Linked DNA regions of Mus musculus: all the other regions are linked to region 1. The links are chromatin loops, found by intact Hi-C in ENCODE. Cell type or tissue: heart. All regions are shown on one strand.

Region 1 (2,500 bases):
TAATGTTCGGCGTATTTCCTTTCAACTGAACTCGAGGGAAAGTACTTTGATACAATGTACATATGGAAATATTTTACAGCATTCTTAAAAAGTTAGATATTTCATTTAATATATATAAAACATACTCTTTTTCTTTTCAATGCACATAAGTACAGCCAAATCAATGCCTTCAAGGGTCCTTCGTCATTTCAGCCCACGTATTTTTGTTTTGTTTCTCTCTATGTTGGTGCTTAGAGTTTGCTGTGTTTGGAAGGCCTGGCTGACAGCCCTGGAGCCAGGGTTGCTGCTCGAGGCTTTTGGCCAGCAGCAGCAGCAGCCGCTCAGATGTACTCCACATACTCACCTCTGGAAAGATCATTTCTGGAGGTGAGAAGGCTCTTTGATTTCCCAGCAGCCCCGAAAGCCGTTGATGAGGACGGCCGTGGTACGGCTGCCCATTTGCAAGGACTTTGAGTTCTGAAGCCACTGCCATATTTCACATATGTAGTGAAATTGCAATCTGGGTTTTAGTTCAAATTCTTTGAAAAGATTAAAGTCTGTGCTTTTAGATGCTATTCCTAACCTTGGGGTAAAAGATAGTCTTCAATCAAAAGAATCCATTAATACTGGTAACATTTTTTTTTAAGGCATAGGGAGATGGAACAGATGATAGGGATAGCATTTGCTGTCAGGTTTTTAATCTCTTATATTAATGACTTCTAAAAAAACACTTATTATTGTATGTCTGTGTATATGTATGTATGCCTATGAGCACTTGCATGCCACAGCATACACATGAATATCAGACAACAACTTGCGAGAGTTGGCTCTCTCCTTCCACCATAAGGGGTCCTGCATATTTATTAAAAGATGTATCATGTTAAAAATTTAATAGAATTATTCTTTGTAAAAAATATTCAGTTGGCCAAAATTTGCCAGACCCATTTTTAAAGTTTTATAAATCTATATGATTTTCAAGGCAGCTAGATACATTTTTTTAAAAATCCTGGGTTTGATATTTTATTCATTTGAAAATGATGCTTTCAGGAGGTTTTTCTTTCATCTTTAAAGGAATAAACCATTTGCATTTTAAAGATATGCTGGAGCGCTCCAGGAAGCAGCCTTTTCTATTTATGTTATATTTAATTGCACTTACTTGATCATAGCATCCAGGCAAGTTTTTAAAAAACAAGTTTGCCTTTTTACTGTGCTTGTGAGCACAGCTGACAAATCTCAACTTATCAAAAGTACGGTTTTTTGGCCAGAGAAAAACTGCGTCTGACGGAGTACTAGAAAAGAGAAACCCTGCCCCACTGTGGCCACAGGAAGGAATTACAAGTGGGAAGTTCAGATGGTTATTTGAATTATACCAGCTTTGCCGAAAAGATTTAATTTCAATGTATATAGTTTTTTCTACAAAAGTCTATATGTTCGCGTTCATGTATGCATATATTTTAGTCTAACTCACTGCTATGTAGCAGTCATTCCTCTCTTGACAGTCTGCGGCACCGTTCACTTCCAGCGGCCATCTAACCCTCGAACACGTAGAGAAACTCAGCCCTCTTTCTCTTTAGCGCCTCAGAACTCAAATCTACAGGAGACACGGCGGAAGGCTTCCGCTAGTTTCTGGCCATGTCAGCGTCAGAATTTTGACCATATTTACGGTTAGGAATCTTCTGTCTGAGGAGTGACCTTGACATCTACTCCAGGGAATTATTGGATGGGTTGGATAAGATGACGTGGCACTGGGGGTGGCGGTGCACACCTTTAGTCCCAGCACTCAGGAAGCAGAGGCAGGCGGATATCTGTGAGTTCGAGGCCAGTCTGATCTACAGAGTGAGATATAGGTCAGTCAGGGCTACATAGAGAAAGTCTGTCTCAGAAAACAAAACAAAACATAAATTAAAGAAAAAAAAAAGACAGCATAATTCCCCTATGCACAACGGACATATATGTTGGTTGTCTAATACCTCTGCTTTTTTCTGGTTTTGTTTTTTTTTTTTTTTCCTTCTTTTTCTAGGTCAAGTGTGTGTGGCAGCACATGTCTGGAATCTTGGCTATATAGGAAAATAAGGCAGGTAGATCAAAAATTCAAGGCCAGTCAGTCCAAGCATCTGGCACTATCTCGTCTCAAAAATTAAAATGGGAGGGTCTGGAGATATGGATCAGTGGATAGGAGCAAGACCTGCTCCTGCAGAGGACCTAGGCTCTATTCTTGACAGATCACAACTGTTTCTAACTCCCATTCCAGGGTATGCAAGGCACACACATATAGCCAGGCAAAAGACATATGCACAGAGCTGGAAAGCTGGCTCAGTGGTTAAGAGCACTGACTGCTCTTCCAGAGGTCCTGAGTTCAAATCCTAGCAACCACTTTGGCCTCTGTAATGGAACCTGATGCCCTCTTCTGGTGTGTCTGAAAACAGCTACAGAATACTCATATACATAGAAAGTAAACACACACTGTAAAAACTTAGAAAGTGATAATAAATTTTAAAGGAGTGGGGATATATGCATACAT
Region 2 (2,500 bases), 520 kb before region 1:
CCTCTTATAACGTCCCTTTGTCACTGGGTATTCAGTTGGCCAACTCTGAGGCGTGCTGAGACACATGCCCACTTTTTTGGGTTCTGCGTTTTCATTGAAGCCTTTAGATACCCCCTCTGTTGGTTGCTACCTGTCACCTTTGATCCCTCGATGTCAACGGTGTTCCTCTTCTCTCCCAGCCCCACCTCCTCCTACCAGGCCACCATACTGAGGCTCGGCCACACAGCTATCCTGGTCACTACATGCTTTCTCGGGTCTGTCTCCTACACCATGCTCGCCAAGAAAGTGGAGGACCCTGTTCCCTCTTTTTGTCCGTGTTCCCGGCTGGTGCGCTGGCTTTGTTCCCTGGCTCCTTTAGGGAGAATCTTTCTGTCCCGGCTTGTGTGTGTTTGTCCCTGCAGTTTGGTAAATGCTGTTTTGGTGGTAGAGCCGTCTGATGGTAGAAGGATGTCTGGGAGACTGAGCAGCTGCCGAATATCATGAGTGCCCACTGCACCTCTCGCACCCTGTGTAGAAAGTCTGAGCTCTGACAGCCTCCTGCAGTAGGCCTGCTTTTCACAGCGGTGTGCTGTCCCTGGCATCATCACTTGATGGGTACGGTGACGCCCCAGCTCTGAGGGCAGAGTAGCGTAGGCTTGGGAAGCTGTCGGCCCTGTCCTGAGCTCGCTCAGCTCTGAAAGGTCAGCGAGGGCGTGTGGTCAGCTCTCCTTAGGACGGCTGTGCTGTAGTAGCCTGGGATGTCATGAACTCACCTTCTTGTCACTGTAGGGTGTCCTAGGCACGCATACAAAGTGCCCACCCCCAAACTCCATACTTACCCTGGCTGGAGATAAATAGAACACTCTTCCGTAACTTGTGTACAAGCCCTGGCTGGGAACTCTTCTACCTCACCCTAAGATTCTGCCATCACCTCCATGTACATCATTCCATCAGAGCCCCAATGCTGTCCCTGAGCTCTAAACTGGGCATAATCCGCCATTGCTCTCTCTGATAGCTCTCCTAAGGGCCGTTTGCCTCCCTCCCCTATGGCACGCCACATCTGACTTCCCAGCTGTCGTCTTTCCTGGGGCATGATCAGAGTCCTCATCTTCATGTCCCCAACAGCTCACTCCAGACAGAGTGGGGATTTAGCCGCCTGTCAGGAAGGAGGGTCTGTCTGGCAGGGCTCCGCTCCTTGCTGGTTGGTCCTTGTAGCTGGAGCTTGTAGCTGGTAATGTTGAGACTGACCGGCAGGTGGTGCCAGAGATTTAGACAAGGACTCAACGGTGGCTGCAGGTCCCTGGTCTCTAGCCCCAAGCCTCCAGCCATCTAGGTTTGGAGGGTTTTGTTGTTGTTGTTGTTGTTGTTGTTGTTTTGTTTTGTTTTGTTTTGTTTTGTTTTTTGAGGAAACTTCACCTCATTGTCCTGAGTAAAGTTCAGGGCCACAGTATGTACTCAGGGGAGGTAAAGAGAGTGAAGCGGAGGTCTGTGTGGCTTTTTTGTTTGTTTTTTAAATGGAAGGGCCACCAGGTTCTCAGACAAGTACTGGGCATTGCAGGAATTTAGGTTTAAAGCATGCTATGTGTAACTCCCTCTTGGCCAACGTTTTGTATCTGTTGCTTTTCTATATTTTTCTCTTTGCCTATTTACTCTGATTTGCTTACGATTTTTTTTTAATTGTGTTGACTTTGTATAAGAGTACTGATTTTAAAAAAATACTTTGTGCCGTTCAATAATTTTGGAAATAGTAATAATTTTCAAGTGAGGATCTGAATTGGGAATTATAGTCTTGCCTTTGGCTCTGACTATGGGTTTGATTAAATGACTTTAGGTTAGGTTAGAAGCTGTTAGATTTCTGTCCCCGGGCCGTGTGCATTCTTTTGAGGGGACACTGCCTTTTTAAATGAGCTGTCAGTGTGGCTCTGACAGCTGTGGAGAGACACAGCGATGATGGGTGTTCTGGCTCTTGGGCCTAGCTGCTTCTGTTTCATGCGCTGCAGGGTGGGGTTGGGGGGTGGGGCGTGGGGGAGAGGTTCTGATTGGAGCCATGTGACAGAAGCCTAGAATAAGGCTAAGGCTTGAAGGTATAGGAGGGCTACTGTTCCAGGCCCAGGCCACGGCTTGCAGGAAGCAGACCTGGAGCAGGAGCCTGTAAGGGGGTTACGTCTGGCATCTGGAGGCCACTTTAGCATCGCGCGTCTCCACATCCTGAACAATGTGTGTGCGAGCTGTGGAGTTAGAGCCCGGTCTGTACTGCGCGTACCGGCTCATGTCCTCTGCGCATGTGCTGTAGTGTCTGTCTCCAGTGCCCTTCCAGCTTCCTTTGGGAGTCTCTGCACCCTTCAGAACCCCGGCCTCAGAGGCAGAGGACTGAGCTGGTGAAGTCTGAGTGCTTCTGTTCATCTTTGCCTGCACATCGTGAGCTGGTTTGGATGCTGCAGTGCTTGCCCCCCACCCCCACCCTGTTATGTCACCAGTAGCTTGAACACTTTGCCCATGTCTCATTGCAAGTGTCTAGTGG
Region 3 (2,500 bases), 530 kb before region 1:
TGTGAGCCACCATGTGGTTGCTGGGATTTTGAACTCAGGACCTTTGGAAGAGCAGTCGGTGCTCTTAACCGCTGAGCCATCTCACCAGCCCCGGGGGAAAGTCTTAAATAAATGCCTGCTGGGGAGTTCAGAGCGGACCAGACAGAAGGCAAAGCGCCTTTGTGCCATTTTGAACACTTTTCTGTTTTCAATTTTATTTGGGTTTAATTGGAACCCGCTTGAGGGCATTCAGTGAACACCAGGCTTCCTGGGAAGGACAGCAGGAAAGGCAGCCATAGCAGGGTCATGGAGGAGTTGCCAGGCTTGTAAAATGGTACATAGGTAACACTGTAGGGTCACACTCTAGGACCGCCTCTTAGTGTTTGACTCTTAGCTTTTGGCAGTTATGATGACTGGCTGGTTCACTGCCGCGTGCTTATGCCCACGTGATGTGTCTATGGCCCATGGCCGACTTGGCCACACTTCCCTTCTTGGTTAGACTGGAATGGAGTAAAGTTACAAGCAAAAGTCATTTTTAGGGAAGCACCGGTGACCCGTGGCTGAAGGAAACACTTGCACATCAGCTTATGGGGCTGTAAACCCTCAGGTGTGTGTCCTGGTGACCTTCTTGTCCCCTGTACAGCACTCTGCTGGTCATGTGCATTTAGCGCTTCAGAAACAGGACAAAGAGGACACCTGGTACTGGGGTTTGTCTCTCAAGTCAGCACAGAGCCTGGGAAGGCCATCAAACCAAGGCCAGTAACAACAACGTGACTTCACTGTTCTCCTGAAGCAGTCTGACCTTGATGCGAGGTCACCTAGTGGCAGTGAGCATCCAACGCCCCCTGGTGTCAGTGGAGGGTAAGGAGAGGATGGGGGAGGGGCAGTCGGGAGGCTAGGCCAGCTCTACCTTACCTGGGGATGGCCCAAAGTTTCCAGCCTGTGACTGAAGGGTCTTGAGGTAGAAGATTTCAAAGACCTTCCCAGTTGGTACCTTGGATTTTTAAAAAGCCCGCCCCAGAGGTTGGATCTGTTAGTGCCTGACCTTAAGCCTCGGATACCTTCGTCCCTTACCTACCTACCCACTTAGTCTACACACACACACCAAAGACGGTCTTCTTCTGTAGTCCAAGGTGACAACCTCCAACCCACAATCCTGCCTCAGCCACCCAGGTACTAGGTGTATATGTGTATTTGGATACTCACAGGCGTCTCTCTTTTCCAAATTACTGATTTCTTTTTGCCCCAGCTGGTTTCTTCCTGCCAGCCCCTGACTTTGGTCAGCAACCCTAGAGAGAATATGGTCAGTAGGGGCCACTGTCCTTGGGTAGTAGGACCAGATCCAACTGTGCTAAAGGGCATCCTACTGGTTTGTAAGTTATCCACAAGGTGGCGCTGTAGGAACGGGATTTGCCTTGGTGCCTTTGGCAGCCTCACTTTATTTCTGGTCTTAGCAGATGAAGTTTTGAGAAGAGAATTGGATTTGGTCTCTGACAGTATGTGATTTGCAAGTTGATAAGTTAAGGTTCTATATGCATAAAATAAGACAAGTGTGTTTTCAGGATAGCCTGTAAAACGGAGGTCTGTGAACATGTGTTTTGTGTGTGTGTGTGTGTGTGTGTGTGTGTGTGTACTCTTCTGTCCCAGGTTGTCTGAGACTAAACTTCCCTTTCGGCCATGTTCAAAGCCTGTGTCTTCATTTCCATTCTTGTCTAATGACCAGGTTAAAGCTCTGCACTAGAGGGGGAACTGTTCTATGCTCCTGGGGGCGCAGCTGTGTTTCTCTGAGGATTGTTTACAGTTTCAAGTGTCTGATCACTTCACTGTGCCACGTCTGGTAGATGTGGGGATTTAAATAGAAAACGCAGTCGCTTGGTTTCAGCCTCTCCTGTTGCTGCACCTTCTGACTGACTTCCTCAGCGGGACATGCGGTGGGGTGGGGAGTGGTGGTAGGTCTGCCTCGGGCACCGGGATGATACGGTGCCGTGATGCTGACAATGGGCTCCCGTGTTTCTTCTCTCCACAGACACACCATCTTTGCCAGCAACACGTCTTCTTTGCAGATCACAAACATAGCCAATGCCACCACCAGACAAGACCGATTTGCTGGCCTCCACTTTTTCAACCCCGTGCCTATGATGAAGCTTGTGGAGGTCAGTGGGCATCTGGTCCTGATGTTGCGTGACACGTAACCGGAACCTGGAAGGTCGATACAAAAAAAAAAGCCCCCTTTGTATATCGGTTGTCACAATTGTCCTCTTCAGGAGAGGAAGAAAGGGCAGCTCTTATCTTGGAAGGCTCCTCTACTTTGTTTTTTGTTTTGTTTTGTTTTGTTTTTTTTATGTGCCTGTGTCAGGGCCAATGACAGTGCTGACAGGGACATCAGACTGGGAGGAACACGAGGTCACTGACATGATGAGAGAGACAGGGGAGACCCATACACCTTCATACCGTCTTGCTGAGGTCAGCTTGCTCCATGCTGGAGATACGCAGGTCTTCTCTGACATGGGGTTCTAGCTCG

The links. A loop is a pair of places that touch in the nucleus more often than their neighbours do. Peaks named below come from ENCODE experiments on the same cell type or tissue, not always from the same donor. Only the 100,000 strongest peaks of a DNase experiment are listed, where the experiment ranks them.
Region 2: a loop joins it to region 1, with 7 times the contacts of the local background. A loop is called at or near these places in 24 of 42 quality-filtered maps.
Region 3: a loop joins it to region 1, with 5 times the contacts of the local background. A loop is called at or near these places in 23 of 42 quality-filtered maps.

What each region holds. Positions count from the first base shown.
Region 1 is chr3:130,714,209-130,716,708 of GRCm38, reverse strand. No RefSeq gene overlaps it. Among named protein-coding and RNA genes, the nearest start is that of Ostc, 6.0 kb to the right of the region's middle. In heart, no CTCF peak of the experiment used is centred here; a DNase peak (open chromatin) is centred at 1,248; H3K4me3 peaks cover 783 bases; H3K27ac peaks cover 540 bases.
Region 2 is chr3:131,236,679-131,239,178 of GRCm38, reverse strand. The region is part of intron 6 of Hadh (hydroxyacyl-Coenzyme A dehydrogenase); the gene reads left to right. Among named protein-coding and RNA genes, the nearest start is that of Hadh, 34 kb to the left of the region's middle. In heart, a CTCF peak has its summit at 1,229 (motif pointing right); a DNase peak (open chromatin) is centred at 1,168; H3K27ac peaks cover 294 bases.
Region 3 is chr3:131,244,792-131,247,291 of GRCm38, reverse strand. Hadh (hydroxyacyl-Coenzyme A dehydrogenase) reads left to right here. Exons shown (of 8, transcript NM_008212.4): 4 at 2,006-2,132. Among named protein-coding and RNA genes, the nearest start is that of Hadh, 26 kb to the left of the region's middle. In heart, CTCF peaks have their summits at 816 (motif pointing left) and 1,373 (motif pointing right); DNase peaks (open chromatin) are centred at 741 and 1,261; H3K27ac peaks cover 667 bases.